Regions from separate parts of the Homo sapiens genome. Here region 2 is linked to region 1. Evidence: read pairs that join two places in POLR2A ChIA-PET (ENCODE). Cell type or tissue: endothelial cell of umbilical vein. All regions are shown on one strand. Links, peaks and the distances in the headings refer to the core of each region. The heading gives the core; the rest is flanking DNA. Region 1 has its middle 74 kb from the start of LINC00910. Region 2 holds the start of NBR1 (NBR1 autophagy cargo receptor).

Region 1 (13,753 bases), core at 4,052-9,051:
AAAAAAAAAAAATAAGGCCAGGCGTAGTGGCTCATGCCTGTAATCCCAGCACTTTGGGAGGCCGAGGCGGGCGGATCACCTGAGGTCGGGAGTTCGAGACCAGCCTGATCAATATGGAGAAACCCCATCTCTACTAAAAATACAAAATTAGCCGGGCGTGGTGGCACATGCCTGCAATCCCAGCTACTCGAGAGGCTGAGGCAGGAGAATCGCTTGAACCCAAGAGGTGGAGGTTGCGGTGAGCTGAGATTGCGCCATTGCACTCCAGTCTGGGCAACAAGAGCAAAACTCTGTCTCAAAAACAAAAAACAAAAAAAATCATCTCCATTATTAATTGTACAGATATGATCAATTGCTCTACCTCTATTATCAGTTCACTCACCAGCAAAATGGGGTAATAATACCTCCATCCTGGAGGTATTGGTATATTAAAAGAAGTAATCCGGCCAGGTACATTAGCTAACACCTGTAATCCCAGCACTTTGAGACGCCGAGGCAGGCAGATCACCTGAGGTCAGGAGTTCAAGACCAGCCTGGCCAATATGGCGAAACCCCGTCTCTACTAAAAATACAAAAATTAGCTGGGTATGGTGGCTGCTGCCTGTAATCCCAGCTACTCAGGAGGCTGAGGTAGGAGAATTGCTTGAATCCCAGAAGTGGAGGTTGCAGTGAGCCGAGGGAGATGGCGCCACTACAGTCCAGCTTGGGCGACAGAGCAAGTCTTTGTCTCAAAGAAAAAAAAAAAGAGTAATCCATTGTCAAGCACAGGGTTTAATAAACAGAGATAAACAGAGGCTTTTATTGTAGTATTTCATGACGTTTAGGATGTCATGGATTGTGAGAGGCACCATTATTTTATGTACCCCTCAGAAAGAAAGGAAGAAAGGAGAAAAAAAAAAAAGATGCTGACATTTAAACAGCTGTAGTGCTTTTTCCTGGCACTGGATGTAAGATGCATCCTGGTTTCTGAGGTCTAAAAATATGGAACAAAAATGTGCCCTCTGAATGAATGAAATCATCCAGGCGTGGTAGCTCACACCTGTAATCTCAGCACTTTGGAAGACCAAAGTGGTAGATCATTTGAGGCAGGAGTTCAAGACCAGCCTGGGCAACATAGGGAAATCCCTGTCTTGACAAAAAATTTAAAAAGTAGTCAGGTGTGGTGGCGCATACCTGTAGTCTCAGCTTCTCACTTCCCAGGAGGCTGAGGTAGAAGGATTGCTTGATCCCTGGGGACAGAGCAGGATCCTGTCTCAAAAAAAAAAAAAAAAAAGTGAAAGCAGGCACCATCATGGAGTGTGGTCACTTGGAAGCCTGGGCCTTGAGCCTTGGTGTCATCCATCACCTGGAAGACCCTGAACTTTCCCTCTCTGGGCCTGAATTTTCTCATAAACCAAATAAGCACAGAATGGATGTTTCCTCTGGCCTGCTGGGAGGTCATAACAAACTGAGAGGCAAGGGCTGCTTTGCTGCTCTCTGCTGCCCCCTGCTACTGCAAGGAGAGAATCGGATCTTGGGGATGACCCAGCGCTCCTAGAGGTGGTAAAGTGCAGCAAGCTGATCCCTGATATCCAATAACCTTGTGATTTTTTTTTTTTTTTTGAGACAGCGTCTCGCTCTGTTGTCCAGGATGGAGAGCAGTAACGTGATCACAGCTCACTGTAACCTCAAATGCCTGGACTCAAGCGATTCTCCCATCTCAGCCTCCTGAGTAGGTAGGACTACAGGTGTGTGCCACTACACCTGGCTAATATTTTTGTTTTTTGTAGAGATGGGGTCTCACTGGCTGGGCGCGGTGGCTCACACCTATAATCCCAGCTCTTTGGGAGGCTGAGGTGGGCGGATCACGAGGTCAGGAGATCGAGACCATCCTGGCTAACATGGTGAAACCCCGTCTCTACTAAAAATACAAAAAATTAGCCAGGTGTGGTGGTGGGCGCCTGTAGTCCCAGCTACTCAGGAGGCTGAGGCAGGAGAATGGCGTGAACCCGGGAGGTGGAGGTTGCAGTGAGCCGAGATTGCGCCACTGCAGTCCAGCCTGGGCGACCGAGCAAGACTCCGTCTCAAAAAAAAAAAAAAAAAGATGGGGTCTCACTGTGTTGCCCAGGCTGGTCTCAAACTCCTGGGCTCAAGTGATCCTCCCACCTGGGCCTCCCAAAGTGCTGCTGGGATTACAGGCATGAGCCACTCCACATGGGCCCTCTTGTGATCTTAATCATTGTGCCAGGCTCTTCACATTCCATCCTCAGCATTCAGGTTTCCACCTTCTTCAATATGTATCACAGAGGTAAGTCAGTCTCTTGGAAAATTTGGTTAGCTCGAATTTCCTTCCTGAAACTCAGCCTTCTCATCTGTTCAATGGAGATTATAAACCCTGACCCACTTTCCTCTAAGGTGGATGAGAATAAAGATCCACTGATCATAAAGATATAAAATTGCCAGCCAAAAGTGGGGGTCCCTTTTATACTCTGGGAGGAGGAAGCAGAAGGCTGAGGATTTTGGGAAGTCAGTCTAGGCAGCCTCAATTTCATCAAGTATAAAATGGGATAAATAACATGTTGCATTTGGGATTTTTTTTTTTCTGTCGCCCAGCCTGGAGTGTGCTGGTCCAGTCACATCTTGCTGCAGCCTTGACCTCCTGGGCTCAGGTGATGCTCTTGCCTCAGCCTCCCAAGTTGCTGGCACCACAGGCATGCACTACCATGCCCAGCTAACTTTTATTTTATCTTATTTTATTTATTATTACTATTTTTTTTTTTGAGACAGAGTCTGGCTCTGTCGCCCAGGCTGGAGTGCAGTGGCGCAATCTCAGCTCACTGCAAGCTCCGCCTCCCGGGTTCACGCCATTCTCCTGCCTCAGCCTCCGGAGTAGCTGGGACTACAGGCGCCCGCCACTACGCCCAGTTAATTTTTTGTATTTTTAGTAGAGACGGGGTTTCACCATGTTAGCCAGGATGGTCTCGATCTCCTGACCTCGTGATCCGCCCACCTCGGCCTCCCAAAGTGCTGGGATTACAGGCGTGAGCCACCGCGCCCGGCCTATTATTACTATTTTTAATAGAGATGAGGTCTCACTATGTTGCCCAGGCTGGTCTTGAACTCCTGAGCTTAAGTGGTCCTCCTGCCTTGGCCTCCCAAAGTGCTAGGATTATAGGTGTGAACCACTGTACCTGGCCTTATTTTTATTATTATTATTTGTAGAGATGAGGTCTCACTATGTTGCCCAACCTGGTCTCAAACTCCTAGGCTCAAGTGATCCTCCTACTTTGGCCTCCCAAAGTGCTGGGATTACAAGGGTAAGCCACCGCACCTGGCTGCATTTGGGATTGTTGAAACACCGAAAAGAAAATGTAGATACTCAGTGGCATACAGTGGGCTCAGAAAACAATACCCTAAAATGAAGGCCTCAGCAGCAGCCTCAGAAGTAAAAAGTTTTTCTCTGACTCCCCCAGTCCCATTCTCCCCTGAAGCTAGCCATAGACACAAAAATCCCTCTTCCCTGAGGCAGGTCATGGAAACCAGAAGCCCTTTTCTCCAAAGCCAGCCTGCAAGTGTAAAAATATTACTCTGGTTTTCCCTCTGTCCTATCTGTAAAAACTGGCCACAAAGAAATTACCTGACCTACTTTGTTTGACTGTAGGTCATAAGACCCCCATTCCACAGAGCATCCTGCCCGACACGCAGAAGGAAGGAATACATGCTCAGAGAAGCCAACAAGGATCTGGACAGGCCAGGCATGGTGGCCCACGCCTGTAATTCCCACACTGTGGGAGGCTGAGGCAGGAGGATCGCTTGAGGCCAGGAGTTCAAGATCCTCTATCTGGCAAAAGTCTAAAGGAGAAAGTGACAGACAGCAACAGCTCGTCATGGAAAGTGTGGCTGAAGACAAAGAGATGAAAAAGGCTTCAAGAAATTTCCACTTTGAGTCTCAAAAGGCAACATAGCAAGACACTGTTCCTTTCTTTTTTTTTTTTTTTTGAGACGGAGTCTCGCTCTGTCGCCCAGGCTGGAGTGCAGTGGCGCGATCTTGGCTCACTGCAACCTCCGCCTCCTGGGTTCACGCCATTGTCCTGCCTCAGCCTCCCAAGTAGCTGGGACTACAGGTGCCCACCACCGCGCCCGGCTAATTTTTTTGTATGTTTAGTAGAGACAGGGTTTCACCATGTTAGCCAGGATGGTCTCGATCTCCTGACCCTGTAATCCGCCCACCTTGGCCTCCCAAAGTGCTGGGATTACAGGCGTGAGCCACTGCGCCCGGCCAGCAAGACACTGTTTCTACAAAAAATTAAAAACTTAAAAAACTTAGCTGGGTGTGGTGGCACACACCTGTAGTCCTAGCTACTTAGGAGGTTGAGATGGGAGGATCTCTTGAGCCCAGGAGTTTGAGGTTACCGTGAGCTATGATCACGCCACTGCACTCCGGTTTGGGCAATAGAGTGAGACTGTGTTGGGAAAAAAAATAAAATAAAACCTGGACAGACAGGAGCCTTAGGGATTTCCCCACTCATTGTATTCTCCTTACAGCATGTCCTCTTGTCCAGTCATATTTCTACATGGCCTTCCATACTTTATTGACCCTAAGCATTAAAACGGACAATTTTCTCTGTATCTTTGGGTCTTTGCTCTGAAGACTCTCATGTATACCATTAAAAACAAAATTATATGCCTTTTCTCCTGTTAATCTGCCTCGTGCCAGTGATTTTTCACTGAACCTTCACAGGGCAAAGACGGAAGTTTCCCCTTGGCTCCCCTAAGTACTCAAAAACAATACCGGGGACTGGGAATGATGGCTGATGCCTGTAACCCCAGGACTTTGGGAGGCTGAGGAAGGATGATTGCTTGAGCTCAGGAGTTTGAGATCAGCCTGGGCAACATAGAGAGAACCCATCTCTACTAAAATAAAAAAACAAAAAACAGTACCTGGGAAACCAAATTAGCAAGCAAAAGATGGCCTGATAAACACGAAAATGAGCAGAGAGGCAGTAAAATAGTGAGCCCTGCAGGGTCATGATACTTACCACAAGCCAGGAGATTTACTAATCACTTTCTATTGTAGGAAATATTAATATATTTAATATTCATTCATTCATTCAAAAAATATATACTGAGTGGCTACTATATGCCAGGCATTGTTCAGGGTGCCAGTCATATAAAAGTGAACAAGCGACAAAGATTCCTGCTCTGGAGCTTACATTCTACTATGCTAAAATGCAATAAACGTATCATTGTATAAAATGTGGGGTGACAGGTGCCACCGAGTAGAATAAAGCCAGGTAAAAGAGAACAGAGACCCTGTGTGGATGAGGGTAGAGAACGCCAGGACTACAGACTAGATTTTAAGATTCCTGTTTTATACAGGAAAAAAAATAAGCCTCAGAGGAGTGACTTGCCTAAGCTGTTTTCCCTTGCTTTTTTTTTTTTTTTTTTTTTTTTTTGATACGGCGTCTCGCTCAGTTGCCCAGGCTGGAGTGCAGTGGGTGGCATGGTCTTGGCTCATTGCAATCTCCACCTCCCAGGCTCAAGCAATTCTCCTGCTTCAGCCTCCCGATTAGCTGGGATTACAGGCACCCACCAACCATGCCCGACTTTTTTTTTTTTTTTTTTTTTTTTGAGACGGAGTCTTGCTCTGTCTCCCAGGCTGGAGTGCAATGGTGCCATTGTGGCTGACTACAGCCTCCGCCTCTGGGTTCAAGCGATTCTCCCACCTCAGCCCCCCAAGTAGCTGGGATTACAGGTGCCCACCACCACGCCTGGCTAATTTTTTGTATTTTTGGTAGAGAGGAGGTTTCACCATGTTGGCCAGGCCAGTCTCGAACTCCTGACCTCAGATGATCTGCCCGCCTAGGCCTCCCAAAGTACTGGGATTACAGGTGTGAGCCACCCTGCCTGGCTATTTGTTTTTTTTTTTTTTTTTTTTTTTTTTGAGATAGGGTCTCAGTCGGTCCCCCAGGTTGGAGTGGAGTGCAGTGGCCTGATCACAGCTCATTGCCACTTTGGCCTCCTGGGGCTCAAGCTGTTTTCCCAGGGCTCAAGTGGTCCTCCCAGGGCTCAAGTAGTCCCCCAAGCTCAGTCTCCCCAGTCACTGGGACTACAAGCCTGCTCCACCACGCCCGGTAGATTTTCTGGTTTTTTTTTTTTTTTTTTTTTTGTAGAGATGGGGCTCTCACTTTGTTGTCAAGGCTGGTCTCGAACTCCTGGGCTCAAGTGATCCTCCCATTTCGGCCTCCCAAAGTGTTGGGATTACAGGCATGAGCCACAGTGCCAGGGCCGAGGCTCTTCTCAACTGCTGCAGCAGACAGCTTGGTTCTTGCCTCTCTGCAGACAGAAGACTTGTGTCTCAGGCTCAGTGCTTTGTCTCACAGAGTGCTGGACACACAAGAACAAATTATCTTTCTCTAGGTATCCATTTTTGGCTCTAGGCTCTCTGCTTCACAGGTGGATGGAGTGATGGGGAAGATGCTGTGGCCAGTGCACCTAGGTTCAAATCCTACCTCCCTGTGGTCTTGGGCAAGCTGCTTAACCTCTCTGCCTCAGCTTCTGCATCTGTATGTAACTTTTGCAAGTTTGTAATGAGGAGAGCACTTAACACAGAGCCTAAGCCAAACAGTAAATGCTTCCTATTTTATTGTCTCAGTCATTTCACAGTCATGACCCCTTCTGGGGAAGCTTGTGGGAAACTCTGACTCACATTGCAGACTACCGAGCCACGGTCCCTTCCTCGGCTCCGTTTCTGCTCCCTCCACCCCACGAGGTAGGCATTGGTGTTTCTGCTTTCCAGCTGGGGAAACAGAGTCCGGAGGTTAAGTGGTTTGCCCCCAGTGCCCCGCCGACAGGGCAAGGCGCGCGGACGGGGCTGTGACTCCCAGGGCGGCAGCCCCCTCGGCGCGGTCTCGCGACCCGACTTCTCTCTGTGGCCCCGGGAAGGGGGTGGGGGGCGGCGGGGCCTCGTCGGCTCCGCCTTCGCTTGGGACCCAGCCAGGCCGCGGGACGCTCCAGTCTTTACAGTGATGACCTGATGGCTTTCCTCAAAAGAGCTCGGACCACTCTCCTCCAACTCCCTTCCACAGACCGCTAGTGACGCCCACGCGCATTTCCCCCTGACCACTGTCTTGACCCCCGGATGGTCCAGACCGGGAGCCCCAGCCCAGCTTCGGCCGGCCGCTGCGAGCAGAGCTGGACCGCAGCGGGGACTCAGATCGCCGTAGCCACGCCTACCCACGCGGGAAAGGGCGAGACATGCAAATTAGAAATGGCGCTTCAGCCACGGGGCAAAAACAGAGCTGAGAATTCACTTGAAAACGTAGCCAACTATAAACCATGCCCAAAGGCTTGCTGTTTTCAACAGGCCTATTGAGAAACGAAGTTGTCAATTGCCCCTATCGTTGCTCACCGTGGGTGTAATATGGTGATATGAGGGTGGTAATGGCGAAGGCAAAGATGCTGGATTCGACAAATTTTTCCAGATCTCTGTTTGTGGTGAGGTGTAATTATGTGTGTTTTTCCTAGCTTAGTGTGTGCGTTCTTTCTTTTTGTTTCTGAGAATGCTGTGTTGAGGGGGTTTTTGGAGAAAACGGTGGGGTTGGGAGGTTGTAGTACTTCAAACAAAGGTGAACGATTTTTTAGGTGAGTGAGCGTTGTGTTTTAAAGGTTATACTTTGTTATATTCACGTTCTTATTGCGTTATATCATGCTTCAGAATTGGTCGTCAATATCCTTGTCTAGGTGAGAGTATGTGTGACCAGCCCCCTCCCCGCCTTTTTTTTTTTTTTTTTTTGTCTTATAGAGTGTCACTTTTGTCATCCAGGCTGGAGTGCAGTGGCGGGATGAGAGTTCACTATGATCTCGACTTCCTGGACTCAGATGGTTCTCCCACTTCAGCTTCCGGATCTAATATTTCAATAATTTCAAGAACACTGCATTCATTCCTCTCCACATGAGCAATTGCCAAAAGTAGGCTTTACATTTTTGCTCGTTTTCTTTTGGGTCTGTGGCTAGTCTCCACTTCCTTTTTTTTTTTTTTTTTTTTTTTTTTTTTTTTAAGATAGTCTCACTCTGTCCCCCACAACCCCCAACCCCGGCTGGAGTGCAGTGGCCAGATCTGGGCTTACTGCAACCTCTGCCTCCCAAGTTCAGGTGATTCTTGTGCCTCAGCCTCCTGAGTAGCTGGGATTACAGGCACGTGCCCACCATGACTGGCTAATTTTTTGCATTTTTAGTAGAGACGGGGTTTTGCCATGTTGGCCAGGTTGGTCTCGAACGCCTGGCCTCAAAGTGATCCACCCGTTTGGGCCTCCCAAAGTGCTGGGATTACAGGCCTGAGTTACTGCACCCGGCCTGTCCCCGAAATTCGATTGCAGCCGGCGATAAAGCTTTTTTTTACCCCGCTTCTCGGCAAAGCGTTGTGTTTTTATTTTAGCAGACTCACCTGGCACTAAGGACTGCTCTGGTGGTCTTCGGAGGCTCCTGGGATCGACTGCTTGGACAGAGGTGACATCACCCAATTAGTGAGAGCCAAGACCTAAGGCTGCAGCTGCCTTCCAGGTATCTGCCACTCACTGTAGAACGATCCCACAGTTCTGCATTTCTGCCCTATGCCCGCCAGTCACAAGAAGCTCCGGTCTCTTATCCCATGTCTGATTCCTGAAACCTTGCTAATTTTCCTACCATCCTCCCTATTCCCAGCCTCCTTTCTTCTTCTTCTTCTTCTTCTTCTTTTTTTTTTTTTTTTGAGGCTGAGTTTCACTCTTGTTGCCTAGGCTGGAGTGCAATGGTGCGATCTCGGCTCACTGCAACCTCCACCTCCTGGGTTCAAGCGATTCTCCTGCCTCAGCCTCCAGAGTAGCTGGGATTACAGGCATGTGCCACCACGCCCGGCTAAATTTTTTTTGTATTTTTAGTAGAGATGGGGTTTCTCCATGATGGTCAGGCTGGTCTCAAACTGCCAAACTCAGGTGATCCACCCGCACTGGCCTCCCAAAGTGCTGGGATTACAGGTGTGAGCCACTGTGCCCGGCCCCCCTTTCTTCGTTTGCTCTATCCTCCCGCTGAAGACATTGCTTTCCTCTTTCTGTTTGCTCTCCCCACCTCTCACTCCATTGTGCCTTGCACCTGTGCTGCCCACTACCTCTCCTTGTTGCTGTTGTCTCTCCTGGCTGCTGGTCACTCCATGCCAACACTTACTTTATTCCTTGAAGGTTTTTAGCTCCTGGAGCACTGACTTTCTCCAGCATAACTCCTGTCATCAATCGACACCCTGGTTCCCCAATTCCTTGACCTCAGCTTTGACTACCCCAGCCACTCACTTCCCTGGTCTAACCCTAGGTCATGTCATTGTCGATTGCCATAACCCCATCCACTTCGAGGGTCACACTCTCCAATCACCTCTACCATCCCTCCCTCTGCTACCCTTTGGTACCTGTCACCCCACTCCCCACCCCCTCAACCCGCATCCCCAAAGTCCTTGGGCCCACCTCCAACTAATCTAACTGCACCAACTCTAACAAACTGCACCTGTGTCACTGAGTGTAACTGGTGGAAGCTGACTGGGCTCACCTTAACCCTGGGCAAGCTGGGGGAAAATAGACATCCCACATTTGCTACCTGGGGCCCAATAAGTCTGCATTAGTCTGTGCTCGTGCTGCTAATAAAAACATACCGGAGACTGGGTAATTTATAAAGAAAAAGAGGTTTAATGGACTCACAGTTCCACGTGGCTGGGGAAGCCTCACAATCATGGTGGAAGGTGAAAGGCATGTCTTACATGGTGGAAGGTGAGAGAGAACTTGTGCAAGGGAACTCCCCTTTATAAAACCATCAGATCTTGTGAGACTTATTCACTATCATGAGAACAATATGGAAAAGTCCTGGCCCCATGATTCAATTACCTCCCACTGGGTCCCTCCCATGACACGTGGGAATTATGGGAGCTACAATTCAAGATGAGACTTGGGTGGGGACACAGCCAAACCATATCATTTTGCTGTAGCCCCTCCCAAATCTCATGTCCTCACATTTCAAAACCTATCATGCCTTCCCAACAGTCTCCCAAAGTCTTATTTCAGCATTAACTCAAAAGTCTACAGTCCAAAGTCTCATCTGAGACAAGGCAAGTCCCTTCCGCCTACCAGCCTGTACAATCAAAAGCAAGTTAGGGTCGGGCATGGTGGCTCATGCCTGTGATCCCAGCACTTTGGGAGGCCAAGGCAGGCAGATCATCTGAGTTCGGGAGTTTGAGACCAGTCTGGCCAACATAGTGAAACCCCATCTCTACTAAAAATACAAAAAAATTAGCCGGGCGTGGTGGCACATGCCTGTAATCCCAGCTACTCGAGAGGCCGAAGCAGGAGAATCGCTTGAACCCAGGAGGCAGAGGTTGCAGTGAGCCAAGATCATGGCACTGCACTCCAGCCTGGGTGACAGAGTGAGACTCTGTCTCAAAAAGAAAAAAAAAAAAGCAAGTTTGTTAATTCCTAGATACAATGAGGGTACAGGCATTGAGTAAATACAGCTGTTCAAAATGGGAGAAATTGGCCAAAACAAAGGGGTTACAGATCTCCTATGCAAGTCTGAAGTCCAGTGGAGCAGTCAAATCTTTTTTTTTTTTTTTTTTTTTTTGAGATGGAGTCTTGCTCTGTCACCCAGGCTGGAGTGCAGTGGCATGATCTTGGCTCACTGCAACCTCCACCTCCCGGGTTCAAGCAATTCTTCTGCCTCAGCCTCCTGAGTAGCTGGGATTACAGGCACATGCCACAATGCCTGGCTAATTTTTTTTGTATTTTTAGTAGAGACGGAGTTTCACCATGTTGGCCAGGCTGGTCTTGAACTCCTGAACTCAAGCGATCCTCCCACCTTGGCCTCCCAAAGTGCTGGAATTACAGGAGTGAGCCGACATGCCTGGCAGCAGTCAAATCTTAAAGCCCCAAAATGATTTCCTTTGACTCCATGTCTCATGTCCAGGTCACACTGATGCAAGAGGTGGGCTCCCATGGCCTTGGCAGCTCTGCCCCTGTGGCTTTGCAGGGTATAGCCCCCCCTCCCAGCTGCTTTCACAGGCAGGCCTTGAGTGTCTGTGGCTTTTCCAGGAGCAAGGTGCAAGCTGTCAGTGGAGCTACCATTCTGGGGTCTGGAGGACAGTGACTCTTTTCTTGCAGCTCCACTAGGCACTGCCCCAGTTGGGAGTCTGTGTGAGGGCTTGCACCCCACAATTTCCCTTTGCACTGCCCTAGCAGTGGTTCTCCATGAGGGCTCCACCCCTGCAGCCCACCTCTACCTGGACATCCAGGCATTTCTACACATCCTCTGAAATCTTGGCAGAGGTTCCCAAGCCTCAATTCTTGACTTCTGTGCACTCGCAGGCACAACACCACATGAAAGCTGCCAAGGCCTAGGGTTTGCACCCTCTGAAGCCACAGCCTGAGCTGCACCTTGGCCCCTTTTAGCTGTGGCTGGAGCAGCTGGGATACAAGGCACCAAGTCCCCAGGCTGCACAGAGCAGGGGGGCCCTGGGCACAGCCCATGAAACCATTTTTTCCTACTAGGCCTCCAAGCCTGTGATGGGAGGGTCTGCCACATGAAGGTCTCTGACATACCCTGGAGACATTTCCCCCCACTGTCTTCATGATTAACATTTGGCTTCTCGTTACTTATGCAAATTTCTGAGGCCAGCTTGAATTTCTCCTCTGAATTTTTTTTTTTTTTTTTTTTTTTTTGAGATGGAGTCTTGATCTGTTGCCAGGCTGGAGTGCACTGGCACAATCTCGGCTCATTGCAACCTCCGCCTCCCGGGTTCAAGCGATTCTCCTGCCTCAGCCTCCCGAGTAGCTGGGACTACAGGTGTGTGCCACCATGCCCAGCTAATTTTTGTATTTTCAGTAGAGACCGAGTTTCACCAGGTTGGCCAGGATGGTCTCAATCTCTTGACTTCATGATCTGCCCACTTCAGCCTCTCAAAGTACTAGGATTACGGGCATCAGGCACTGCACCCGGCCTGGGTTTTTCTTTTCTACCGCATTGTCAGGCTGCAAATTTTTTGAAATTGTATGCTCATTTTAACTTTTTTTTTTTTTTTTAATGGAGTCTTGCTCTGTCACCCAGGCCAGAGTGCAGTGGCGTGATCTTGGCTCATTGCAACCTCTGCCTCCTGGGTTTAAGCAGTTCTCTGCCTCAGCCTCCCAAGTAGTGGGGATTACAGGAGCCCACCACAACACCCTGCTAATTTTTGTATTTTTAGTAGAGATGGGGTTTCACTATATTGGCCAGGCTGGTCTTGAACTACTGACCTTGTGATCTGCTCAACTCAGCCTCCCAAAGGGCTGGGACTACAGGCATGAGCCACTGCTCCTGGTCTGTTTCACTTTTACAACTGAATGCTGGCCAGATGTGGTGGCTCATCCCTGTAATCCCAGCACTTTGGGAGGCCTAGGCAGGCAGATCACGAGGTCAAGAGTTTGAGACAAGCCTGCCAATATGGTGAAACCCCATCTCTACTAAAAATACAAAAATTAGCCTGGCGTGGTGGTGGGCGCCTGTGGTCCCAGCTACTCGGGAGGCTGAGGCAGGAGAATTGTTTGAACCCAGGATGTGAAGGTTGCAGTGAGCCGAGATCACGCCACTGCAGTCAGTCCAGCCTGGGCGACAGAGCGAGACTCCGTCTCAAAAAAAAAAAAAAAATAAGAACAGAATGCTACTGGGCACAATGGCTCATGCCTGTAATCCCACCACTTTGGGAGACTGAGGTGGGCAGATCAATTCACATCAGGAGTTTGAGACCAGCCTGGCAAACATGGTGAAACCCTATCTCTAATAAAAATACAAAAATTGGCTGGGTGTGGTGGCAGGCACATGTAATCACAGCTACTCAGGAGACTGAGGCACGAGAATCACTTGATTCTCTGCGGGCAGAGGTTGCAGTGAGCCGAGATCTTGCCACTGCATGCCAGCCTGGGCAACAGAGACTATCTCAAAAAAACAAAAATAGCAAAAACAACAACAAATCCTGGATGCTTTTAACAGCACCAAAGTCACCTCTTGAATGTTTGCTGCTTAGAAATTCTGTAACCGCCAGGCGTGGTGGCTCACGCCTATAATCCCAACATGTTGGGAGGCCGAGGCAGGAGGATCACCTGAGGTCAGGAGTTTGAGACCAGCCGGATCAACATGGAGAAACCTGGTCTCTACTAAAAATACAAAATTAGCCAAGTGTGGTGGCACATGCCTGTAATCCCAGCTGCTCAGGAGGCTGAGGCAGGAGAATCGCCTGAACCCAGGAGGCGGAGGTTGGGGTGAGCTGAGATCCTGCCATTGCACTCCCCTGGGCAACAGGAGCGAAACTCCATCACGAAAAAAAAAAAGAAAGAAAGAAAAAAAGAAATTCTGTAATCGCCGGCACGGTGGCTCACACCTGTAATCCCAACACTTTGGGAGGACGAGGCAGGCAGATCACCTGAGTTAGAGACCAGCCTGCCCAACATTGCGAAACCCCACCTCTACTAAAAATACAAAATTAGCTGGGCGTGGTGGCGCATCCCTGTAATCCCAGCTGCTCCAGAGGCTGAGGCAGGAGAATCGCTTGTACCTGGGAGGTGGAGGTTGCAGTGAGCCGAGATCGCGCCATTCGACTCCAACACGCGAATCAAGAGCAAAACTCCGACACAAAAAAAAAAAAAGAAAAGAAAAGAAAAAGACAAGAAAAAGAGAGAGAGATGTTGGAAAGAAAAGCCTCACAGAAGGCAGGGCACGGTGACTCAAGCCTGTA
Region 2 (15,697 bases), core at 4,925-9,924, 140 kb before region 1:
CAGGTCAGGTAGCCTCAGGGCTGGGACCAACATGAGGTTTTCTTTTAACTCATGAAAACCTCGTTGTTGTTGGTTGTAATAGATGTAGTTTATCTAATCTACATTTTTATTAACTGTCACCCACTAAAATATTGACTTAAATCCTGCAGCTATTTGATTTCAAGCTTTAAATTGATCTGGTATTCTTCGTGGGACTCCAATTGCATCTAAATAGACATGAGAGTCGAAAGACCCATAAGGGGCTTCTCTCGCTTTACAATGTCTTTCTTTTTTTCCTTCTGGTTGATGAAATGCCAGGGTGAAAGGGATAGCCAATTGGACTAAAGTACAAGTGCCACTCCAGTTATTTGGCAGAGTGCCCAGTAAAGGTCCACCACAATACCACCACACATCTGCTCGGGGATGAACAAGGGCTGACTGATTGATAAGCTCTTGAAAATTCTTAAGCTAACTGCATCCTTTCAGGTCTCCAAGGAACGCTAAGTTTCCTCCCTGTTGTGAGAGACATGAAGTGAACTTAGTGTTGGGAGATGGAGGATGGATGGCCCTCGGGGGCTGACCCGCAGGGTGCTGGACTTTGGGATATAGCAGAGAGAGCTTGGCATGACTTATTAATACAGGCTGTAGAATCCTGGAAAAGAGCTACCAGGCAGCCCACATCTGGTCGACTGGAGGACCACCTTAGTGGAAAGGGGACAATCTGGGCCTCTGGCCTGCCATGTGCACAAGCATAACAATTGCTTTTGTTTAACGTGCAGATGGAATATTTGATGCATTTTAACCAGGCATTTGCATCTTGGTATCCTGTCTTCATTGGTAAAGTTTGTTTTAACTCTTTAACTTCTATGATCCTCTAGTAAAACGAATGTATGGTTTTAGGAAATTACAAAAACTGGTTGGGGCAGTCCATTCTTGCTCTTTAGTGGTCCACAGAACGTTGGACCAACTACGGCATAAAAACTCTACATCAGGGGACAAGACTCCTGGTTGGCACTGGGGTCTTTATCGAAATCTCCCTGGATTAAATGGTCCTAGTTTACTAATGTCCAGTCTGAGGAGAGTCAGGAGGGACAGAAGTACTTTTCTGAAGTAGAGAGCTGTCTTTGACTTGGCAAGTCCCCACAGGGTATAACAAGGCAAGCATTAAATGCAATAGTTTGAGGTGAAATTGACTTGGTTATGTTAATAACTAGATGGTCAGCAATAGCACGAGGAAAGAAAGAAGAGTAATAGAATAGATGAAAAGAGATTTTTCGTAGCTTTAGTTTGGCAGGGTTTTCCTCTGGGACTGTGGCCCATGACTCTGGAGGGGGTGGCACTTTCTTGATTCTGGTGTGACGAGTCCATCCTTTTTTGCTGTACGAACAGCAGTCTTGGTGGTTAGCAACACAAGGTAGGGTCCTTCCAGGCTGGCTCGAGTTTTTCTTCTTTCCACCTTTCGATGAGAATGTGATCTTCAGGCTGGTGCTGGTTTACTAGAAATTCTAGGGGTGGTACATGTGCTAAAAGACTTTTAGTTTTTGAGAGAAAGGAAAGTGGAAAATAAACCAAGCATATAATTCTAAGGAACTGACCTTTTGTTTTAAATGTGGGGACCTTGGCAGTGGACTTTATAGTCCTTAGTGCCTTTTTCCTGAGAAATTTCCTTTAGCACCTATTTTTATTAGTTTTTAAACCAAAGAAAGCCAAATACCATTTTACATTTAACAGTGCTTCTCGTATGATTTTTATACCAGATAAGCTAAATTTTATCTTTATATTAGTGTGTTATTAATATTAAACTTAATTTTAATAAAACCTTGTAGACATATGTATCTAATTGTTAATGTTTGACCATAAGGTAAGATTTTATAGATTCTTTTTAACCCTTTATAATTTTTGCAAAAGAGCAGGTTGGTGCTTTAAGAAAAAACCTGTTATGCTTTTACTTTAATGTCCAGTTCACAGAAAAACTGGATGATACTTCTTTAACTTTAGCTAATATGTTTACACACAGAATTTTCTTTACAATTAACATTTTGAAACTTGCTTAAATCTTCAAAACAATAATTATTTTTAACCTTTTAATGTAGGTGAAAATGTACATCCTTATGCCTCCTTACAATTCTTTTACCAAAGATATATTTTACTTTTCTTATACACCTTGCATATAAACTGTTTTTTTTTTCAACAGTTTTACATTCAGGAGGCCTAGTTACTTTTAAATTATACAACATTTTTTGCATAAATTTTTTTATAACATTTTTCTCTTTCGTGACTTTCGCAGACAATTCTTCGATATGCCTCAACTTTCTGACTTATTACAAATATTTATTTCTTTAAACAACCAGTTAATTTGTTTCAGGACAAGAATTTACCATATAATACTCTTTTTATATAAATTCCGCCCCCCCTTTTTTTCCTTTTTTTTTTCGAAGATGATAACCATTCTTTTCCAAAGCGAACCTTTTTTGTGTCTTGTGGACTAGGCCACAAGAATATAAGTTACTATATACATGTTACACTGTTAACTTTTAGCAAACTTTAGTTGAAAACCTTTAAAAAAAATTTTAAAAAAATGCATGTTGTGCACATGTACCCTAAAACTTAAAGTATAATAATAATAATAATAAAAAGAAAACCTTCTAAGTTTGGGATTTTAATTATCCTTTGCTATTAATAAGACCTTGTTTTGTCTAAATTAGAATTGGTATAGATGGCTTTTTTTTCTTAACTTTGTATCTCTCTCTCTTTCTCTCTTTCTTTCTCTCTTTGACTTTGTCTCTCTCTTTGACTTTCCTTTTGCCTCTGCCTCTTCCTCTCTCTCTGTGTGTGTGTGTGTGTGTGTCTCTCTCTCTCTCTCTCTCTCTATCCTTGACTCTCTGTCTGTCTCTTCCTGTCTCTTCCTCTCTCTCTTTTCCTCTTTTCCTCTCTGTCTCTTTCCTTTCTCTCTCTCTGCTGGTCTTTCCTTGCCTCTGCCAGCCACTTATGCTGCTGTTCTCTCAACCACTATGTGTTGGGGGTGGGGGGTCTAAAACCAGCTCTAATCAAGTGTCTCTGTAAGGGAACTGGTCTGGGTTCCTTGGCTTATAGGTTACCTTGTGCCATACCTTTGAAACAAGGGACCTGTCCAGGCTTCCTTCTAATGGCCAACCTACCTCTAATGCTGGCCAGTCTATCTTACACAAAGTTTTAAGTTTTCCTGGTGTCATAGCACTCCATAGTCTCCCTCAGATTCTTTTTTGAAATTTGTCAACATAGTTCCTAGTGGGGTGGGCTTATTCGTGCCTGACCTATGCTTCTTCAAGACAAAACACCACGCTCACACCACAAACACACCACAAAACAAAGAACCGGTAAAAAGGGCGCACACACAGTTTTGCAGTTTGCACCAAACCAAAATCAGAGTATCCAGAAATCCAAGCCAGGTCAAAACCAAAACCAAAGTATCAAGCAATCCAAGTCAAGTCAAAAATAAAAACCAAAGTGCCAGGAGAGGCACACCATGGGTGATCAGGCCACACTTCCACTCAAATGGAGTAGGCAAGTTCCCAAGACCAATCCTGTCAAGCAATTCAAACCAAAACCAAAGTGCCAATAAAGGCACGCCATGGGTGATCAGGCCATGCTTCCACTCAAATGGAGTGGGCAAGTTTCAAAGACTACTCTTACCAAGTTTTAGATGTCCAGACTCCAAGTGCCCGTTCCTTCCCGGTGTTCAGCCACTGCGTTGATCCTCCATGGGGGCCTGCCATACAGTGCTCTGGCGAGGCGTCCCAGTGGGGCAAATGCCTAACCAGGAGCGCCCTCAGGATCCGTGTTGCTCGGGCTGGTTGGAGTCCCCTGCAGGGATGTTCCACAGGGCAGGTTTAAGCCGCCTAAGGAGCTGCCTTGACCATCCGCCATTCACCTCGCTTCCCAGTCAGGGAACCAAGAAATCGAGCTGCAGACAAAACTTATCAGACACCGAGTTAAAGAAGGAAGGGGTTTATTAGGCCAGGGGCATCGGCAAGACTCCGGTCTCAAGAGCCAAGCTCCCCGAGTGAGCAATTCCTGTCCCTTTTAAGGGCTCACAACTCTAAGGGGGTGCACGTGAGAGGGTCGTGATCAATTGAGCAAGCAGGGGGTACGTGACTGGGGGCTGCATGCACCAGTAACTAGATCGGAACAAAACAGGAAAGGCATTGTCACAGTGCTTTTCTATACAATGTCTGTAATCTATAGATAACATACCAATCAGGTCAGGGGTTGATTTTTAACTACCAGGCCCAGGGTGTGGCACCTGGGGTGTCTGCTTGTGGATGTCATTTCTGCCCTTTAGTTTTTACTTTTTCTTTCTTTGGAGGCAGAAATTGGGCATAAGACAATATGAGGGGTGGTCTCCTCCCTTACACCATGTTAGCCAGGATGGTCTCGATCTCCTGACCTCGTGATCTGCCTGCCTCGGCCCCCCAGAGTGCTGGGATTACAGGTGTGAGCCACAGCCCCCGGCCTCATTCATGATTTATTTTGCCATTTCAAGTGATGGAGCTGGTTTTAGAGCTAGAAGAAAACCAAAATGCCAGTTAATCTAAACTAGATTCCTGCCCCAGTGCAGAACCAATCAAGACAGGGTCCCTGTCTTTCAGGGACCACAGGATTTGTGTTGAAGAGGAGAGGAGTGGGAGAGGCAGAGTGGATGGAGAACAAGGATTCATTTTCTATACTTTTAAAGTTCTTCAGTTAAGAAAATCAGCAATTACAATAGCCTAATCTTATTAGACATGTCTTTTCCTCCCTTCTATGTAAGGTCAATTCTGTTCATTTGCATAGGAGATAATCATATAGGAATCCCAAATTAATACCCTCTTCTGGTGACTTACCAGATTGGACACTGTAAGATTTTCTGCATAGCATTAAGGACATTTTGTACTTCTTCAACGCAAACAGCAGATAAATCTATCTCTTTCTGTTCCAATGAACTTTAACACATTAGAAAAACATGTATCTTTTAAAAAGGTTTAGAAAAATGACAACTTCATTTTATCATTTTAAAATAAGGTAAATTGGGCTGGGCGTGGTGGCTCACGCCTGTAATCACAGCACTTAGGGAGGCCGAGGCGGGCGGATGACCTGAGGTCGGGAGTTCAAGACCAGCCTGACCAATACGGAGAAACCTCGTTTCTACTAAAAATACAAAAAAATGAGCCAGGCATGGTGGTGCATGCGTGTAATCCCAGCTACTCGGGAGCTGAGGCAGGAGAATCGCTTGAACCCACGAGTCAGAGGTTGCGGTGAGCCCAAATCACGCCATTACACTCCAGCCTGGGCAACAAGAGCGAAGCTCCGTCTCAAAAATAAATAAAATAAAATAAGGTAAATTTAAGATTTGGAAGGTTTTAGAATAATACAAAATCCTTTAAAGGTTCTAGAAGTTGCTTTTTGTAATTAGACAATATAAATTCTGTATTTTTTCACATATTGCTTCCAACCCTTTGGGTCTTTTCCTTTCTCCAAGAAAGAGAAAGCTACAGGGGAGTGACTGACCGGGTAAGTGGTGAGCTTTCTCCAATGCTTCTGGCTGTTTTCTTTTTCTTGCATAAAACCAAAATCAACAACGACCAAACCAACACCAATCAAGGCCTCCCTGCCCCTAGCCTTTCCCAGCGACCCACTCTCATCTCAGGATCCCCCTCAAGCACATCCCTGCCGGCAGCATCTGTTACTACTGACGCTCCTCTACTTCCCTCTTGCGCTTTCTCAATAGCACAAATGGATCCAGTTCTTAAGTTCTCCCTCCCACAAAATCCTGTCTCCTCCCCTTCCCAGACATATTCCTGGCACTTCTTCTTCCGCAAGGGCCCATCTTCTCATATATACCAGCCGGTGTTTATTTCTTTGTTTGTTTTTGAGACGGAGTGTCGTTCTGCCACCCAGGCTGGAGTGCAATGGCGCGATCTCGGCTCACTGCAACCTCCGCCTCCTGGGTTCAAGCGATTCTCCTGCCTCAGCTCCTGAGTAGCTGGCGCGCGCCACCACGCCCGGCTAATTTTTGTATTTTTAGTAGAGACGGGGTTTCACCACGATGGTCAGGCTGGTCTCGAACTCCTGACCTCGTGATCCATCCGCCTTGGCCTCCCAAAGTGCTAGGAATACAGGCGTAAGCCACCATCCCCGGCGACCAGCTGATGTTCTTATACACATGGTGTCCCCTTCAAGGCACATTCCAGTTCCTATCAGGAGGATTCCTCCTCGGACACACTGTGCCCCCAACCTGATCCTTAGTGCTTCCCTCGAGACCTACAAACTGCCCCCTTCCCCGGGGGGTTCACAACGCCTTATGCCTCTCAGGTTCCGCCCCCGCCCCTCGCATAAGAATACCCATCTGCCTAGCTTCGGAAATTCACTTTCCCCCGCCCGTCCCCCGGAGCATCCCTTGGGCCCCTGTCCCTTTCCCGGGGCTCTTCTACCTTAACCCAGAGCAGAGGGTGCAGGCCTCCTGAGCCCAGGGGCCCAGTTATCTGAGAAACCCCACGGCCTGTCCCCCGTCCAGAACGTCTCAGCGAGCTCACGACGCGCAGTCACGTTTTTTTCCCCCCCTCTACACTGCAGATGTGGCTCCCAATGTTGACGTTGGCCAGGACCTTTGCAAACAAGCCAGGCCAAAAAGTTTCAATATTTACACTGGCTGCTTTAATAAGGGCATTGATCTTATCCTCCGTAAAGGTCACCTCATAGTCCTGCAGAATGAGGGCAGAGTAGATGCAGGCAAGCTGGGAGACGGAGGCCATAGCGCGGGCGAGTGTGGGGCTGGGGCTGCCGGACGCGGTGCTACTCACCGGATGAAGTGAGGGTCTCACCCCAACGCGGCCTTAGCTTCCTCGGAAGGACCGAACACCTTGGCGGCAGCCGAGGAAAGGGGTTCCACAGTTTTAATTTATCTGTAATTCCCACGCTTTACTGTTGCCACGGAAACCGCTGAGCAATAGCCTCTCAGAATAGGAAATCAAGACACAGTCAGAGGAAGGGCGGGACAGAAAGAGCCTAGCATCTCTCGGGGCTCTGGGTTGGCCACCCAGTCCTCCCCTGGTGACATAAAAAGAAAGAGACGGAAAAGGAAGAATTCTACCTGAGTTCGCCGTAAAGCGCCCGCCCTCTCGCCTCTACGCTTCCAGTTGCGGCTTATTACGTCACAGTAATTGCTGTACCAAGGTCAGAATCGCCACCTGAGGCCTGAATATCAGCGTAAGATAGTGTCCAAAGCAGTCTTAAGAAGAGGTCCCATTACCCCACTCTTTCCGCCCTAATGGAGGTCTCCAGTTTAGGTAAATAAAAGGATTGTTGGGAGGTGGAGGGAAAGAACTACTATTTCCAACATGCATTGCGGAACGAAAGGCCTTGGCCACACTGTTCCTTGGAAACTGTAGTCTTATGGAGAGGAACATCCAATACCAAAGCGGGCACAATTCTCACGGAAATCCAGTGGATAGATTGGAGACCTCCGCGGGCTTATACATGTCAACAGTAATGGATTGGAGTGTTGTTATGTTCTCCTATCTTGAGAGCAGAGACTAGGCCAAAAAAAGATACCTACAACTCCTAGGAAGACTACGATTCCCATCCAGCCCCACGAGTCTCGGGCAAGTAGTCCTCTAAGGTCAGTGGCCTGCGGGGACGCAGTGGGCGCCGAATTTGCCTGGGGAAGGGGAAATCCGCTCTGGCCCACATCTGCGCACTCCTAGTTCCGCCCCTCAGCCTCAATGTTTGTTATTGTTGTTCGGGTTCAGGTTGCTTCTGCCCCGCCCCATCGACGCAATCTCCACCAATCAATGGCGTGGTCGTTTTGAGGGACAAGTGGTGAGAGCCAATCATCTTGGCGAACACTCGGAGAAACAGGGGACTAGTTACTGTCTTTATCCGCCATGTTAGATTCACCCCACAGGGATAGCGGCAGAGCCGGTAGCGGACGGTCCTTGCATTGGCCTCCGGCAGGCGCCCCCCGGGGGCGGGAAGCTGGTAAGGAAGCAGCTGCGGTTACCTAGGGGTGGGGTCACGTCACGCTAAGAGGGTTTGGGGAAGTTCAAGGGAGGAATCCTGCAAAGAAGAGGGGCGACTTTTTCCGTGTTTCGGGACAGCTAATCTTTTTAGTGACAGGATGAGAGAGCCCTTCATGTTCAGAGGGACCGAGTTGGCGAGAAGCGCCGGAGAGTTGGAGAGTCTGTGGGTCAGAACATCCGGCTTCTACTGATGGAAGGCCACGACTCCCCAGTGGAATGAGGGCCTAGGCAAAGAAAATGAGAGAGCCCTCGGGGTAGTGACACTGTCTTGGGAACATGGAGTGCTAGGAAACGAAAACTGGAAGACTAGGATGAACTCTGCAAGTAAAAAAATGACACTACTTACACATCCTTCTCATCCCATCCTCGTTTTTTCGAGACCTTAAAGAGATCTCCTTGGTTAGGGACCTTCGGTTTTGGAAAGGCACTGTTTTTCCTTTTTGTCAAACACTCAGCTTTCAGGCCACACTTTTTTGAGACAGAGTCTTGCTTTCTCAAAGACCAACCCAGGCTGGGCTTGAACTGCTGAGCTCAAGCGATCCTCGTGCCTTGGCCTCCCAAAGTGCTGGGATTACAGGTATAAGCCACCGCTCCCGGCCTCAGGTCACACATTTTAAAGCCTGGATAACTTGGCTTGTAAAGGCCTCTGGTGGAGACAGTAATCAAAGCTCAGGTTGCCAGGTCTGTTTCATTAAAGGGATTTTGTTGAGGCTGAAAAAAAAATCGACGTGGAGGAAAAGCTAACTTGTGCCAAGCAAAGGTGAGTCAGTGGCATGGACTTACAATAATGCCAGTTATGAAAGCTGAAGGCCTAAGACCCAGCTATCTGACTCTACTGGCTGTAGACCTAAGGGGCAGATAGGGTTAACCATAGCTTTGGTGTTTACACACGTTTAAGATTAATGCTCCTGCTGAAAGAATTTTTTTACATGTCAGCCAAAGAGAGTTCCTTATGAAGACCTGGATATGGTCCAGCCAAGCTAGAATCTCCCACTTCCTGTTTTCTCTTAGTTGGCCCACCAGCTGGAGGAGCTCCAGAGTATCTAAATTTCCAATTGTGTAATTTGAGAAAAAGAGAGGAAGATTCATTTCCTTCACAAGTAGGGAAGTGTGTTTCTTGAAGTTGGAAAGTGATATTTCAGAATACCCACTTTTGGCGGACTGAGTCACTTCATTTCCTTGATTTTTTGCCTAAGGTCCTGGGGAATTGACAAAGATTCTCAAATTTTAAGGACCCCAATAATTACATTTCATATGAATGAATACTAGATGTCAGCAGGATTGTTGTTAAGAGACTAATATTATTTTGGTGGTGAACTTGGTTCTTGGTAGAAACAAAGAATGGAGAAAATTGGGGGATAATTGTCTTAGGGTTTCAAAAAAGTGCCTTTAAATGACAGTCTTAATTGTAGTATTTTACAGGGCAGTGCATTACATTGTGGAAAACAGTACAGGTTTATGGTTCTAAAGACTGGTTTATTATTATTTATTTATTTATTTGAGATGGAGTCTTGCTCTGTCGCCCAGGCTGGAGTGCATTGGCGCGATCTTGGCTCACTGCAAGCTCCACCTCCCAGGTTCACGCCATTCTCCTGCCTCAGCCTCCCGAGTAGCTGGAACTACGGGCGCCCACCACCACGCCTGGCTAAATTTTTTGTATTTTTAGTAGAGACGGGGTTTCACCGTGTTAGCCAGGATGGTCTCGATCTCCTGACCTCGTGATCCACCCACCTCGGCCTCCCAAAGTGCTGGGATTACAGGCGTGAGCCACCACATCCGGCCCTATTATTTTTTAAAATGTTTAATTGAACTTAATTTTTTTAAGGAGACAGGGTCTGGCTTTGTTGCCCAGGCTGGTCTTGAACTCCTAGGCTCATGATCCTTCCGCCTCAGCCTCCCAAAGTGCTAAGATTACCAGCATCAGCCACCACACCCGTCCAGTTTTTTATTTTATTTTATTTTTGAGACAGAGTCTCGCTCTATCACCCAGGCGAGAGTGCAGTGGCATGATCTTGGCTCACTGCAACCTTGCCTCCCAGGTTCAAGCAATTCTCCTGCCTCAGCCTCCTGAGTAGCTGGGATTAAAGGCCTGCGCCACTACACGCAGCTAATTTTTGTATTTTTAGTAGGGACGAGGTTTCACCATGTTGGCTAGGCTGGTCTCAAACTCGACTCAAACGATCTGCCTGCCTCTGCTTCCCAAAATGCTGGAATTACAGACATGAGCCACTGTGCTTGGCCTTTATTATCATATTTTTTATATTTGAATGACATTTTGAAAGAACTTGCGTACACATTTTTAATTTGATCCTTATGGTAACACTGTGAGATAGTCAAAGCAGACGTATTAGACCTATTTTATAGGTTAAAGAACCGAAGCTCAAAAGCGAACTGACCTGCTCACAGTTTTATGTCTAGTAATGGGCCGGAGGTATGTCTGGAAGCTAAGTCTTCCCAGTTTGTGTGCTCCTCCGCCTCCCCTCTGCCCCCCACCCCCACCCCCGCAGACCACGCTGTAAATCCCTGGGACTTAATCTTGTTCCTCTCAACCTAAGCTATTTTTTCATATCTTGTTCCTCTCAACCTAAGCTATTTTTTCATAAAGTCATAAAAACCAGTTAAACGTAACCATTCATCAGTAAACAAAATCCTTAATTAAAAACATAATGATCAGAATAGAAATCTGATTAAGGAATTGTTAACTTGTTAGGCATGATAATGATATCTAGACTGTTTTTAAAAAATTCTTATCTTTTAGAGGTACATACTCAATTCTTAATGGATAAAAGCATAGATGTCTGTCAAAATAATCTAGTAGGGAAAGGGTATTGCTGTAAACCTTTGGTTACAGCAAATTGGTCCTGAGTTGATAATTATGAAAGAAGCTAGCTTATGGGTCCATAGGGATTCATTATATTCTCTCTACTTTTGTATAGATTTAAATTTTCCCATAAAAATATTTTAAAAAATAGTCCGGGCATGGTGGCTCACGCCTGTAATCCCAGCACTTTGGGAGGCCGAGGTGGGTGGAATCACGAGGTCAGGAGATCGAGACCATCCTGGCTATCACGGTGAAACCCCGTCTCTACTAAAAATACAAAAAAATTAGCCAGGCGTGGTGGCGGGCGCCTGTAGTCCCAGCTACTCAGGAGGCTGAGGTGAGAGAATCGCTTGAAACCAGAAGGTGGAGGTTGCAGTGAGCCAAGATTGTGCCACTGCACTTGAGCCTGGACGACAGAACAAGACTCTATCTCAAAATAAATAAATACAATAATATAAAATAATTATATTATTATAGTTTGGTTAAAACATTAGTTGACTATGGTCAGTTCATTGTTGGGGCAGAAGTGGGAGATGCGGGGGTATATGTGAATGAGGATAGCCTTGAGTTGATTGTTGGTTTAACTAAGTGTTTATTACTCTCCACTTTTATATATGTTTGAAATCCCCCATTTAAAAAATCAGTACAAGGCCAGGTGCGGTGGCTCATGCCTGTAATCCCAGCATTTTGGAAGGCCAAGGCAGGCAGATCATGAGGTCAGGAGATCGAGACCATTTTGCCTAACACGGTGAAACCCCGTCCCTACCAAAAATACAAAAAAAAAAAAAAAAATTAGCCGGATGTGGTGGCGGGCACCCCAGCTACTCGAGAGGCTGAGGCAGGAGAATGGCGTGAACCCAGGAGGTGGAGGTTGCAGTGAGCTGAGATCGTGCCACTGCACCCCAGCCTGGGGCGATAGAGCGAGACTCCGTCTCAAAAATAAATAAATAAATAAAATAAAATAAAAAATCAGTAGATTGTGAAAAAACATAGTAACTTGGATGGAGGGCATTGAATGCTACCTCTGTGTAGTTTCTTGGCTAGTGTTTTGGCCTGTAAGTTCGTAAAACTGGTAGAAAACCTAGGTTCTCAAGTTAGGACAACCCTCCTTCTGCAAGAAAAATGTAGAATGTCACTCTCAAGTCATACAAGAATACAAGTTCCCTGAGGGCAGAGACCTTATCTCTCTTATCCATGTTGGTATGTCCTGCTACTAGTAAGTATTTGTTTAGTTAACCAGTCATCATAAAGTACCGTAAGGATTTTACAAATGCTAGATGATTTCTGGGAATGTGGTCAAAATTTAAATACTTTCAGCATACTTCTGTTTCCACATGTTTCCAACATGTGGAAGTTCCTAATAACTTCAAGAATAATTTTTGTGACTTAAGTACAAGTCTTTATGGCATGGTTTTAGCCTATCTTTCTTTCCTGAAACAATTCCTATTTAACAGTGATGGTAAGTTTCGTAAGAACAGGGACAGTGTTTCTTTTGTTCATTGCTGTCTCCCAAGCCCAGCCCATATTGGGTCCTCACAAGTATTTGCTGAGTGAACTTTTAGTGCAACTTATAGAACCCTTTCTAATGTGTTTTTCTCTCTCTCCCACCAACCTTCTCAACCCTAGCCTCACAGCATGGAACCACAGGTTACTCTAAATGTGACTTTTAAAAATGAAATTCAAAGCTTTCTGGTTTCTGATCCAGAAAATACAACTTGGGCTGATATCGAAGCTATGGTGAGTGTTACTTTATTTTGTTTCTCCTTGGTTTAAGCATGGTTATTTTTTCCAAAGGTAGCTATTTTTAGCAGTGTTGTTTCATAGCTGTGAAGTCTGTCATAGTTACCATTTCTGGGCCTTTTGGAAAATTGCTTTTGATAGGGTTTCAGTATTCATATATGAGATGTGCCCCAATAAAGGGAACCAACACATAAATTTCCTTTTGAACATTTTAGAAAGGGAAGGTAAAATTGTTTTTAGTGAGATAGGATTTAGAAAACCTATTAATTTTAGAACCAGTATGAGGAGTGAATTGGTGTGGACTCCACCCAACCAGATCCCAAGGAAATGTTCTCTTGTGTGAGGATATGACTTGTGTTTTGCACAAGGATATAACTTGTGTTTTGCAAGAGCCTATCAATTGTTTTTATTGCTAGGTCAGAGGTTGAGTATCTCAGAGTTGAGCAGGAAAAACTTTCATACCTGCTTAGACAGCAGTTCACCTGTTCCGTTTTTTTGCTAAGGCTTTTCCTCCTCTTGGTTTGCCCTTTGTACTCTTCTGTTTTTGTTCAGTTTGCAGTGGTGAATGTTTTACTTCCTGTGTTGACTGTGTTTCTCTCTGAAACCCTTTGGTAAAAATCTACGTTTACCTGGTTATATCTGATGATAACTAAAAAGGGAAAGAAATGGTAGATCTTAAAAGATGATCTGAGGTAGTTGTCTGCCTTCCAGCAAATACCTGTTCATACTGTCCTATCAGTGACAGTGAGACCCGTCTCAAAAAAAAAAAAAAGATTGGATTCAGAAAGAAGTTAGATCTTGTTTGCCAAAAGATGTGAAAATCAGTTATCTTTCTTTTCCTAGTAGTTAAATGAGCTGACAGCTTGCCTTTTTTCTTCCTTGTAAATTTTAAATTGTATAAGTATAATACATGCCCATTTTAAGAAGAGAAACCATCTCAAGCAGTTAATAGCCCTCCATTCTCCCCCCCCTCATCTGTTACTCCCACCTTCTTTGGGTAACCAATGTTAACAGCCCTGTATGTACTTTAAATTTTCCATGTTCATGCAGATATCATACTAGGATCATACTATAAACATTATTTGGCCAGGCACAGTGGCACACGCCTAGAATCCCAGCACTTTGGGAGGCCAAGATGGGTGGACCACTTCAGCTCAGGAGTTTGAGACCAGACTGGGCAACATGGTAAAACCCCATCTCTACCAAAAAAATACAAAAATTAGCTGGGCCTGGTAGCAGGCACCTGTGGTTCCAGCTACTCCGGAGGTTGAGGTGGGCGAATTGCTTGAGTGCTGGAGGTTGAGGCTGCAGTGAGCCAAGATCAAGCCACTATAATCCAGCCTGAGCGACAGAGTGAGACCCATCTCAAAAAAAAAAAAAAAAAGATATTTTTCGTTTTTTTTTTTTCTTATCTTGAAACTTCAGGAGATATCCATCTATACACATAACTTATACACTGTTCTACAGGATAAACTCTGTCCTATACAAATGTGAGATTAATGGGTCACAAAGCATTTTATTTGAAATTTTAATAGATTCTGCCAAATGCTTTGCAGAACAATTGTAGCAGCACACAGAAATACATGACAGTGTCCTGAAGTTTTGACAACACTGGATGTTATGGCTTTAAAAAACATTTGCTGTTCCCTACCCCACACCCCACCCAAAACACACACACACACACACACACACACACACACACACACACACACACACAGTTTGGTATTCTGATGAGATGTCATCTCATTGCTTCAATTTGCATTGTTCTGACCACCAGAAAGTTTGAAAGTCTTCTGATGTATTTGTTAGGTGTTCTGATTTCCTCTTGTATGAATTTTATGTATATTTTTACCTGGGTTGTTAATTGTATCATTAGCAGTTTTGCTGGTACTCTGGGTGTGTTGCAGATATTAACCCTTTGTTATGGGTTATTAAGGTTGTTTGTTGTTTGTCTTTTGATTTTGTGGGTTTTTTTTACTTTGACTTCTGTGTACATTATAACCTGCCTTTAAATATGTATCTCTTTTATAGGTAAAAGTTTCATTTGATCTGAATACTATTCAAATAAAATACCTGGATGAGGAAAATGAAGAGGTAAAATATATTATGGCACTTATTGCTAGGTGTTCAGAATAGGGATCTTATTTCTCCAGTGATATGGGCTTTAATAATTCAAAATAGTGTTTAGCTTATTTGTGTGGTGGTTTAAATATATTTGATAACTGAATATTCTAAGAAGACTTGCAGCATCTGAGATGGAGTTGAGAAATGGAGAAGCAACACTGAAGAATATCTCAGAGATAACTTTCACTTAAAAAAAAAAAAAGGAAACAGGGTCTCACTATGTTGCTCAGGCCAGTCTTGAACTCCTGGGCCCAAGCAGTCCTCCCACCTCAGCCTCCCAAAGTGCTGGGATTATAGGTGTGAGACACCCACCATGCCTGGCCTGGCCTGAGAGAACCTTTTTTTTTTTTCTTTTTTTTTTTTTGTGAGATGAAGCCTCACTCCATAACCTAGGCTGGAGTGCAGTGGTGCGATCTCTGCTCACTGCAACCTCCAGCTCCTGGGTTCAAGTGATTCTCCTGTCTCAGCCTTCTGAGTAGCTGGGATTACAGGTGTATACCACCACGCCTGGCTAATTTTTGTATTTTTAGTAGAGACGGTATTTCACCATGTTGGCCAAGCTGGTCTCGAACTCCTGGGCTCAAGCGATCAGCCCACCTCGGACTCCCAAAGTGCTGGGATTACAGTTGTGAGCTACCACACCTGGCCAAGATAACTTTTAAAATTATATAGTGACCTTAAGTTCACATATAGCACAAGCTACCACTTAGTTTATAATAATACAAATATAATGGCTAAGCTTTTTTTTTTTTTTTTTTTAAAGAGGGTCTCACTCTGTTGCCCAGGCTGGTGTGCATTGGCATAGCTTGCTGCAACCTAGAGCTCCTGGGTTCAAGGAATCCTCCCATCTCAGCCTTCTGGGTAGCTAGGACATACCTCTCTGCATCTGGCAAAATTTTTTAATTCTTTGGAGGGATGGAATCTCACTTTGTTGCTCAGGCTAATGGCTAAGCTTTATTGAGTGGTTACAGTGTGTCAGACTAGCCACAGTACCATG

What was found. ChIA-PET counts read pairs that join two places held together with the same protein. Peaks named below come from ENCODE experiments on the same cell type or tissue, not always from the same donor. Only the 100,000 strongest peaks of a DNase experiment are listed, where the experiment ranks them.
Region 2: POLR2A ChIA-PET joins it to region 1 with 19 read pairs; 31 of 35 experiments call an interaction of 5 or more read pairs at or near these places.

The regions. Positions count from the first base shown.
Region 1 is chr17:43,308,468-43,322,220 of GRCh38, forward strand. No RefSeq gene overlaps it. Among named protein-coding and RNA genes, the nearest start is that of LINC00910, 74 kb to the right of the region's middle. RefSeq lists enhancers at 6,938-7,575, 7,576-8,208, 13,671-13,753. In endothelial cell of umbilical vein, for the core only: no CTCF peak of the experiment used is centred there; no DNase peak of the experiment used is centred there.
Region 2 is chr17:43,163,329-43,179,025 of GRCh38, forward strand. NBR1 (NBR1 autophagy cargo receptor) reads left to right here and starts at 7,886. Exons shown (of 21, transcript NM_005899.5): 1 at 7,886-7,974; 2 at 12,463-12,573; 3 at 14,608-14,670. The coding sequence starts at 12,472. LOC101929767 (a long non-coding RNA gene) reads right to left here and starts at 7,075. Exons shown (of 2, transcript NR_110868.1): 1 at 6,798-7,075. It overlaps LOC124900391 (a long non-coding RNA gene), which reads right to left and starts at 7,636. Exons shown (of 2, transcript XR_007065760.1): 1 at 7,088-7,636; 2 at 1-4,521. It also overlaps a transcript of BRCA1 not described here and the pseudogene BRCA1P1. RefSeq lists enhancers at 6,707-6,916, 7,187-7,236, 7,487-7,596, 7,917-8,026. In endothelial cell of umbilical vein, for the core only: no CTCF peak of the experiment used is centred there; DNase peaks (open chromatin) are centred at 7,043, 7,793, 8,483 and 8,953; H3K4me3 peaks cover 3,120 bases; H3K27ac peaks cover 3,112 bases.